Linked DNA regions of Homo sapiens: regions 2 and 3 are each linked to region 1. The links are chromatin contacts, found by Hi-C or POLR2A ChIA-PET in ENCODE. All regions are on one chromosome and are shown on one strand. Each heading gives the region's core, a stretch centred on a gene start or an enhancer-like site at or near the end of the contact. The rest is flanking DNA. Distances are from core to core; before and after follow the strand shown. Region 1 has its middle 88 kb from the start of ATF7IP2. Region 2 has its middle 46 kb from the start of ATF7IP2. Region 3 has its middle 75 kb from the start of GRIN2A.

Region 1 (3,125 bases), core at 251-2,750:
CTCTACAAAAAATACAAAAATTAGCTGGGCATGGTGGCATGCACCTCTGGCCCCAGCAACTCAGGAGGCTGAGGTGGGAGGATCGCTTGGTCCTGGGAGGTGGAGGTTGCAGTGAGCTAAGATCATGCCACTGCACTCCAGCCCAGGCAACAGAGTGAGACTCTGTCTCCAAAAAAAAAAAAAAAAAAAAATTCAACCTCTAGAAGCAAAGTAGAGAATCTCATTCCTATCCAGCTGGCACTGACTATGTGGGAGTTTGACATTATGTTTAGGGGCTAAAGTTTTTTTATTCCAATAGATCATGTACGAGTTAAGGGATATTATCCATTCGAATAAAACCTTCGCCCTCTGAAAGTTCCCTGAAAATCAACTGACAAAATGTAAATGATAGAAGAAAAGGCATACACGTTTATTAGCATGTGCTGGGGAGGATCGCAGAGTGATGGCCTAATATCCCAAAGGGATACAGATTCTTCTATATCCGACTTCTTAGGGGAGAGGATCATGGAAAAGTGTGAATGATTTTAGGAGAATAGCAAAGGATTTTTATTTTTATTATCATTATTATTTTGAGACAGAGTTTTGCTCTTGTCGCCCAGGCTGGAGTGCACTGGCGCAATCTCCACCTACTACAACCTCCGCCTCCTGGGTTCAAGCAATTCTCCTGCCTCAGCCTCCCGAATAGCTGAGATTACAGGTGCCCACCACCATGCCCAGCTAATTTTTGTATTTTTAGTAGAGACGGGGTTATGCCGTGTTGGGCAGGCTGGTCTCCAACTCCTGACCTCAGGTGATCCACCCGCCTCGGCCTCCCAAAGTGCTGGGATTACAGGCGTGAGCCACAGCTCCCAGCCACAAAGGATTTTTAGGGGAATTCAATGGGCTTAGAGAACACACAGTGGCTCAGAACAAAGTCTGTTGGGTCTGCAGAGCAGAAAATGATTTGTGACAAGTCTGTTCAGGTGTGTTGGCAGACTTCAGTCAGTCTTCCTGCGATGTGAGTTCAGCTAATGAAAACTCAGGGACCGGGGTCATTGTTTTCTTCTTTTTCAGGTCCGGGCTTTAGGTAGATAAGGGAACTTCAGAGAACAACTTCATCCTGTGTTTTGGGAGACACGGAGGACTGAGCGATGAGAAGTAGGTGGGTGAGGTCAGAGAGACCTTAGGTCTTCCTCAGTTCGGCCCATCAGAGTGCCCTATTTTGGGGTATCGGTTTCTGACTCCCAACAATGGTGAAAAAATTGGGCTTGAAGTGGACTGGAAAGTTAGTAAAATTTCTTTAACTGTAGCAGGAGGAGTCATAGACACAACCTCTCAGACACCGGATTGTGGAAGGAAAGAGCTTTATTCTTCTGGGAGCATCGGCAGACTCAAGTCCTAGAAACTGAGCTCCCTGAATAAGTAATTCCTGTCCCTTTTAAGGGCTCACACCTCTAAAGGGACTGCATGAAGAGGGGGTCGTGACCGATTGGGCAAGCGAGGGGTAGGTGACTGACGGCTGCATGCACCAGTAATCACAACGAAACAGAACAGAACAGGGAGTTTCACAACGCTTCCTCATACAGTGTCTAGAATCTATAGATAACTCAAGCAGTGAGGTCAGGGGTTGAATTTTAACTACCAGGCCCGAAATGTGACGCTGGGCTGTCTGACTATGAATTTCACTTCTGCTTATTCTTTTAACTTCTACCTTTTCAGCAAACAAGAAATTAAGTATAAGACAACATGAGGAGTGGTCTCCTTTCTCATGACCACCTCCGCTAGTTCAGAGAAAGGCGCCCACAGTGACTGGGTGACCAAGATATAGTTGCCTCAGACATTTGCATTTCAAAGGGGATAAATCCAAGACCTTTGAAAAAAATGTTTCTGGGTTGTAAATCTGGCAAGAGGCTTACTTGCCTCTGAAGAGATTTATAGACACACCAAAAGATTAAAGTAAGAATTTACGACCACTAGGTTTCTCTCAGGAATACTCTAAGAGGAGGAGGATATGGTCTCTTTTCTTTTGTGGTAACAGGGGAAATTCTTTTTTTTGTTTTTTCTTTTTTCTTTTTTTTTTTCTTCAATTGGTGATACTCAATTGTCCCAAAACTCTTAGAGTGATTAGAACAGAAAAAGTTAAATATATCATTGATTTATTTTTTCGGTCTATTTTTTTCAAAATGCCATTATAAGGGTAACACAATTTTATTGTGAGGAAACTGGGGAAGTAAAGAAAATCATGAGGAAACTCAAAGCCAGCTTTTGAAGTTCATTCTAAAAGGATGAACTCAATTTGGGTCTGCTTGGTAATTATGTAAATGTCCTGTTATAATTGATAATTAACTATTTTGTGTTTTGCATCATCAAAGCCAGCTCGGTATAGTTGAATAAAAGGTACACCAAATGAAATCTCATATCTAGACTAATTTCAAGAGAACCAAAGGAAATTATTATAATTATCATGAACTTTCTAATCACTAGAACAGCATAAAACCTTTCTTTATGTAGCAAAGTACCAATGAGTGGCAGGTGCAAGATAGAGGCTGTCACAAAAGAAAGGGCAGCCTAAGAATGAGAAGTTATAGCTTCTCTTTTCTATTTCTCCTCCCAGAGGTTGAGTTCTGCATGCCCTCCGTCCCCACAATTCTACTTGACATTGCCACTGCCTTCCTCTAACCTGTCTCTGTTTCTTCCTTACATTGCTGGTGGAATGACCATTCCGTCTGACATATCAGATTATTCACTATTTCTTCCTTCTCTGTTACTCATTTGTTGAACAAGTTTACTGAGCATCTATGTGCCAGCCACTAGCCAAAATGCTGTGGCAAGACCTGGCACAGTGGTTCATGCCTATAATCCCAGCATTTTGGAAAGCTGAGGCATGGCCAATTGCTTGAGACCAAGAGTTCACAACCAGTCTGGGCAACATGGCGAAACTCTGTCTCTACAAAAAAATAAACCAGCAAACAAAAAAAGTTAGCCAGGAGTGGTGGCACACACCTGTGGTCCCAGCTACTTGAGAGGCTGGGGTGGGAGGATCACCTGAGACTGGGAGGTCGAGGCTGCAGTGAGCTGAGATCGCACCAGTGCACTCCAGCCTGGGTGACAGAGAAAGACCCTATCTCAAAAACAAAACAAAACAA
Region 2 (3,125 bases), core at 408-2,907, 43 kb after region 1:
AGCTGCCCCTGTCTAAAGGTGGGCCCAGAAGCTAGCACAGCATCAATTCTACTTCATTCTAGTGGTTGAGTCATTAAATATGAGTATCCACAGGCCTGGCGGGGTGGCTCACGCCTATAATCCCAACACTTTGGGAGGCCGAGGTGGGCAGATCACGAGGTCAAGAAATCGAGACCATCTGGCCAACATGGTGAAACCCCATCTCTACCAAAAATACAAAAATTAGCTGGGCATGGTGGCATGCACCTGTAGTCCCAGATACTCGGGAGGCTGAGGCAGGAGAATTGCTTGAACCTGGGAGGCGGAGGTTGCGATGAGCTGAGATTGTACCACTGTACTCCAGCCTGGGTGACAGACCGAGAGTCCGTCTCAAAAAAAAAAAAAAAAAAAAAAAAGATCACCAGTCACAGATCTTGATGGGGGCAGGGCCATGGAATTTCAGGATCTGGTTTTAAATTGCCATACGGCCCTATTCATTCTTCAAGTAGAAGTTCCAATACCATCCCTTCCAAGAAGTTTCCTACACTCTTGAAAGAGTGCATGGGACTGGGCACAGTGGCTCATAACTGTAATTGCAGCACTTAGGGAGGCTGAGGTAGGAGGATTGCTTGAGGCTGGCAGTTTGACACCAGCCTAGGGAACATGGCGAGAGCCTGTCTCTACAAAAAATGAAAAGTGAAAATTAGGCTAATTTTGTACACCTGTAGTCCTAGCTACTCAGGAGGCTGAAGTGAGAGGATTGCTTGAGCCCAGGAGTTTGAGGCTGCAGTGTGGTATGATCATACTCCAGCCTGGGTGGTAGAGTGAGACCTTGTCTCTTAAAAAAAAAAAAATCTTCTAAAAAAGTGCAAAGTGCTCCTCCTTTGTGTTTACCTGCAGTGCATAGTGTTACACACATCTTTATAAGGGAACACCTGAGTAGGATTAGTGTGAGCAACAAGGCTGTTTACTTGGGTGCAAGTCGGCTGAGTCTGAGAAAGGAGTCAATGAAGGGTGGTGGGAGTGGAACTGGTTTTATAGGTTTGGGGTAGGAAGAGGAAAGTTACATTTAGGGGCAGTTTTTTTGGGCAGGGGAAGAATGTCATAAGATGCATAGTCATGAGGTAGGGGGAGGTCACAAGGCACCGTATCACAAGGTCGATTGATTAGTTAGGGTAGGGCAGGAACATATGACAATGGTGGAATGTTGCAAATTTGGTTAATCAGTTAAGGCAGGAACTAGCTGTTTCTTCTTCTTTAGTGGTTCTCTTGTTGCTCCAGGCTTTGTGACTCCAGGAGGCCTGTATGTGTGGGTCACAGGGGTCACAATGGCTTGACCATGGTGTAGCCCATTCAGAGGACCTTACATGTAGAGAACCTTACTTTTTTAAGAATTAACTTTAAGGTGGTATTGAAGCAGAAGACATAAAAAGAAAAACAAGTTTTCCTGTACTAGGCTGACTCACTCAAAGGCCCAGCAATGGGCAGGGCTCTGTTGGGACTTTGATAGCACTATCTACAGAGGCAGGGCCCAGAAGGGATGGGATCCAGAGCCTCTCCCTCCCATCCCAGAGCAGGGATGAAGAAAACAAGTTTTTCTTTCAGCTTCCCCCTTCAGATTCTTCCCCCTTACCGTTGTTCCTTGTTCTGTTCTCATAATTATTTTTGCAAGTTTTGTAAGTTCCTGTTTTTCCCTTCTGTGCAGCACGGCAAGGTCACAAGATAAGTTTGAGTTCTAAAACCTATCACTGTTTGACAAACTGCCTTTGTTCTGCTTCTGTAAGCTCGCTTGCCTGCTCTACAGGTTTCGCGCCATCAAACCGGCCAACCCCATTTCAGATGCATGTATAAAAGTCAAGCCCTGTCTTTGCTCAGGGCTCAGCCTTTGGATGTTAATCCACTGGGCTGGTGCTCACCTAATAAAATCCTCATGTCCCACCCATTGGTCTCTCCTGTCCCTTGATTCCTGCAACAGTGTAACTTATAATAAAATTCCCCTATTTTGGCTGGGCACAGTGGCTCATGCCTGTAATCCCAGCACTTTGGGAGGCTGAGGTGAGTAGGTCACCTGGGGTCAGGAGTTTGAAACCAGCCTGGCCAACATGGTGAAACCCCATCTCTGCTAACATACAAAAATTAGCCAAGTGTGGTGGCAGGCACCTGTAATCCCAGCTACTTGGGAGGCTGAGGCACAAGAATGGTTTGAACCTGGGAGGCGGAGGTTACAGTGAGCCAAGATAATGCCACTACACTCCAGACTGGGCAACCGAGCAACACTCTGTCACAAAAAAAAAAAAAAAAAAAAAAAAAAACCTATTTTAAAAAGTATACAGGTCAGGTGTGGTGGCTTACACCTGGAATCCCAGCACTTTGGGATGCCAAGGCAGGTGGATCACTTGAGGTCAGGAGTTCAAGACCAGACTGGCCCACATGGTAAAACCCCATCTCTACTAAAAATTACCAAAAAAATATTAGCCAGGCATGGTGGTGCATGCTTGTAGTCCCAGCTACTTGGGAGGCTGAGACAGGAGAATTGCTTGAACCTGGGAGGTAGAGGTTTCAGTGAGCTGAGATCACACCACTGCACTCCAGCCTGAGCAACAGAATGACACTCTGTCTCAAAAAAAACAAAAGTGTACCATTTCGTGGGTTTGACAAATGTGTACACCTGTGTAATAGCCACCACAATCAAGATACAGACTATTTCTATTACCCCAGAAAGTTATCTCAGGCCCTATAGGAAATGTCTTATGTCTTTTTTTAAAAATTCTTTTTTTTTCTATTCTTTTTTTCACTCTTGTTGCACTGGCTGGAGTACAATGGCTCAAAGTTGACTCACCGAAACCTCCGCCTCCCGGGTTCAAGTGATCTCCTGCCTCAGCCTCCCAAGTAGCTGGGATTACAGACATGTTCCACCACACCCAGCTAATTATTTTTAGCTCTGTTGCCCAGGCTGGAGTGCAGTGAAGCAATCTCGGCTCACTGCAACCTCTGCCTCCTGGGTTCAAGCGATTCTCCTGTCTCAGCCTCCTGAGTAGCTGGGATTCCAGTCACCCACCACCACACCCAGCTAATATTTGTATTTTTAGTAGCCATGGGGTTTCTCCATGTTGGCCAGGCTGGTCTCAAACTCCTGACCTCAGGTG
Region 3 (3,125 bases), core at 242-2,741, 40 kb before region 1:
AGGCTAGAACTCTGAGTGCCATGTCTGACTCATTCATCACAGCCATCCCCATAGCTAATCAGTGCCTGGACCTGTCTAAGACGTGTTGACATTGTCCCCTTCTCTCCTCTCCCCGAAGCTCCATGCTCACAGCCTTCAAGCCAGCCCAAGCCCCGGTTTCCTCATTCCCAAGTTGCTACAAGAACTCTTAGTAGGAACTCCCCACATCTAGCCCTCACCTCTCCTGCACCCATCTTGCACCAACCTGCTGGACTAACACTGCCAACACTCACCAGGAATCACCTCCCTCCCTCTGGTAAAAACCCTAAGAAGCCCACAGAGCCATGTCCCGTTGTCTTGCCTAACCTGGCATTCAAAGCCTCCAGTGATAAATCCTCGAGCCACCTCTTCCAACCTTGTCATTAATACTACAAAAGGTCAGGGAACACTTCTTTTAGGAGGTGACATTTCAGCCAGATCTGAACAAGGAAGAGCAACAATACAGAGCTGTTTTCAGATGTTAGGGTACTTCAGAACCCCCTGGGAATGTAAAAATATACGCAAATGCCTGTAGTGATGGAGATCGTTTGCTTGCTTGTTTCTTTCTTTGTTTTTAGCAATCCCTCCAGGACATTTTGTAGTCAGGCTTAGAAGCCACAGGTGGAGGGACAGACACACAGATGGACGAACAAAGAGACATAAATTAGTAAGTTATAACCTAACCATAAATCCCAGGCCTGAAAGCACAAAAGACCCTGCCATTCACTTTTTCTGGGAGAATCAGAAAGATGTCCAGGAGGAGAGGGTCTTTAAGCATCGTCTGAAGGGGTGAGCAGGGTTTGCAAAGCAGAAGAAAAATGGTCCTCATTAACATAGTGGAGAGTTTAAAAAAAAAAAGTGTACCCAGTGCAAAAGCTGGGAAAAAAAAAAAAGAATGGAGAAACTCACAGGCAGAGAGGGCAGCTCCTGTGAGAGGTCCCGGGCTGCGGCCAGTAGGTGACCACCAACGGGAGGCAGTGACTATATCAGGATGCCGAGGGGCCCCAGGGAGATGCGGCTGAGGTTGGAGTTGGGGCAGGTGAAGGGGAAGGACTTTGTGGGGTATCTGAGGAAGATGGAGTTTCTCCTGAGGCCACCAGGAGGCGCCAGACGTCAAGCGGGGCGGGGGGCGGGGACGGGCTCGGTAACTTTCCTCTGCTGAAAACAGCCCTGAGCAGGGTTAGCAAGGATTAGCCGTGGCAATAAAGGGCTTATAAGGAAATTAAAAGGTCTAATGAGGGCCATAAGGATGATTTATACCCTTTCTGTAGCATGCCTCTTCCTTGTACTAGAATTCATGTATGCCTTTGTCCTGTCTCCCTAATGAATTGTGGGGTACTCATAGAACTAAAACCCGTGTAATGATTAGCTGAAGCAGGGTTTCTCAACCTTGGAACTGTTGACATTTGGGGCTGGTAATTCTGTGTTGTGGGAGGTTGTTCTGTGCATGTTAGGGTGTTTAGCAGCGTCCTTGGTTTCTACTCACAAGATGCCAATGCACCTCCATCTCAACTAGTGACAAGCAAAAATGTCTCCTGACATTGCCAGCTGACCCGTGGGAGCAAAATCACCCTCAGTGGCAAACCATTGGGTTAAAGGGGTTCTGCAGGCTCTAGCAGGATCCAAATCTGGGCTCTGCCACTTCCCAAGTAGGTGATCTTGGGCAGACTACGTCACTCCTCTATGCCTCCATTTTCTCATGTATCAAGAAGGGATTTTTAAAAAGTATTGACATCAGCATCAGTGTAAGAATGAAACACAGTGATCCAGCCAGGCACAGTGATGCACGCCTGTAATCCCAGCCCTTTGGGAGGCTGAGGCAGGAGGACTGTGTGAGCCCAGGAGTTTTAGACCAGCCTGAGCTACATAGCAAGACCCTATCTCTACAGAAAACAACAACAAAAAAAATTAGCCAAGTGTGGTGGTGCACCTGTAATCCCAGCTACACAGGAGACTGAGGCGGGAGGATCGCCTGAGCCAGGAGCTCAAGGTTACAGTGAGCTATGATCATTCACTGCACTCTAGCCCGGGCAACAGAGGAAGCCCTTGTCTCTAAAAATAGAAATAATAAATTAATAAATAATAAAAATAAATACAAGGCTGGGCCCGGTGGCTCATGCCTGTAATCCCAGCACTTTGAGAGGCTGAGGCGGGAGGATCACCTGAGGTCAGGAGTTTGAGACCAGCCTGGCCAACGTGTTGAAACCCTGTCTCTACTAAAAATTTAAAAATTAGCTGGGCATGGTGGCGGGTCCCTGTAATCCTAGCTACTCAGGAGGCTGAGGCACAAGAATTGCTTGAACCCAGGAGATGGATGTTGCAGTGAGCCGAAATCGTGCTACTACAGTCCAGCCTGGGTGACAGAGCAAGATTCCATCTCAAAATATAAAAATAAATAATAAATACAATGACAAATGCGAAGGCCACAAGGTAAACACTCAATGAACACCAGGCCTCTGAGGACACAAGGGATAGTAATGGTTATGGTAACCTCAGTGTTAGCAACTACAGCCTAACTCAAGAATTCCCCGAAGATGTGTTCCAAGGAATAATGAACTCAAAAAGTAGTTTTATTTAAAAAGGTTTTCAGGCCAGAAAATGCAGGACACCCAATTCCTTTTTGAGCAAATTAGGTATACTCAGTTAATTAAGACTCCAAGAAGGCCTGCAGTCATCATTACTCGATTTGAAGCTCTGGGAAATGAGGAGTGAAGTCTAACTCACTACAGTATCCCCCTTCCTAGCATAATGCTGAGGAACACTCAATAAGAACGTGATAAATTGTGGGCAGAGGATTACCCAGGTGCCGAGGCAAGAGACTGAAGGCACAAACTGTTTCAGTATAATGAAGAAAATAGTTACAATTAGAATAGTTATAATAGAAATTAGATATAGAGATGATCATGGACATTATCAATCATTAGTATAACCATTATTAATCATTAGCCTTTAATATTACTGTTTGTTTAATTACTGATATAACAAAGGAATAACCAGCGGGGATAGGGTCAGGTGCTGAAGAGACATTGTGAGAAGTGACCAAGAAGGCAAGAGGTGAGCCCTCTGTCACGCCTGCATAAGGGCCGCTTGAGGGCTCCTTGGTCAAG

Evidence for each region. Hi-C counts contacts between places; a loop is a spot of excess contacts on that map. ChIA-PET counts read pairs that join two places held with the same protein, here RNA polymerase II (POLR2A). Pooled maps may share reads with other maps.
Region 2: a map of kidney shows a loop between it and region 1 (2.4-fold over the local background). The contact joins two enhancer-like sites. A Hi-C loop is called at or near these places in 1 of 168 maps with a recorded cell type or tissue (kidney). POLR2A ChIA-PET finds 5 or more read pairs at or near these places in 5 of 52 experiments (OCI-LY7, Panc1, activated B cell and 2 more).
Region 3: a map of GM12878 shows a loop between it and region 1 (4-fold over the local background). The contact joins two enhancer-like sites. A Hi-C loop is called at or near these places in 6 of 168 maps with a recorded cell type or tissue (B cell, CD8-positive, alpha-beta T cell, Calu3 and 3 more), 30 of 37 single-sample maps with no recorded cell type and 9 of 50 pooled maps. POLR2A ChIA-PET finds 5 or more read pairs at or near these places in 7 of 52 experiments (GM12878, HepG2, MCF 10A and 4 more).

What each region holds. Positions count from the first base shown.
Region 1 is chr16:10,296,036-10,299,160 of GRCh38, forward strand. No RefSeq gene overlaps it. Among named protein-coding and RNA genes, the nearest start is that of ATF7IP2, 88 kb to the right of the region's middle. RefSeq lists an enhancer at 1,753-1,802. Within about 2 kb of position 1,501, at least 5 of the 41 ENCODE cell types and tissues checked have a DNase peak (open chromatin) inside an H3K27ac peak, as active enhancers do; they include GM12878, where a contact is called at or near this core.
Region 2 is chr16:10,338,759-10,341,883 of GRCh38, forward strand. No RefSeq gene overlaps it. Among named protein-coding and RNA genes, the nearest start is that of ATF7IP2, 46 kb to the right of the region's middle. Within about 2 kb of position 1,658, at least 2 of the 41 ENCODE cell types and tissues checked have a DNase peak (open chromatin) inside an H3K27ac peak, as active enhancers do.
Region 3 is chr16:10,255,869-10,258,993 of GRCh38, forward strand. No RefSeq gene overlaps it. Among named protein-coding and RNA genes, the nearest start is that of GRIN2A, 75 kb to the left of the region's middle. Within about 2 kb of position 1,492, at least 3 of the 41 ENCODE cell types and tissues checked have a DNase peak (open chromatin) inside an H3K27ac peak, as active enhancers do; they include GM12878, where a contact is called at or near this core.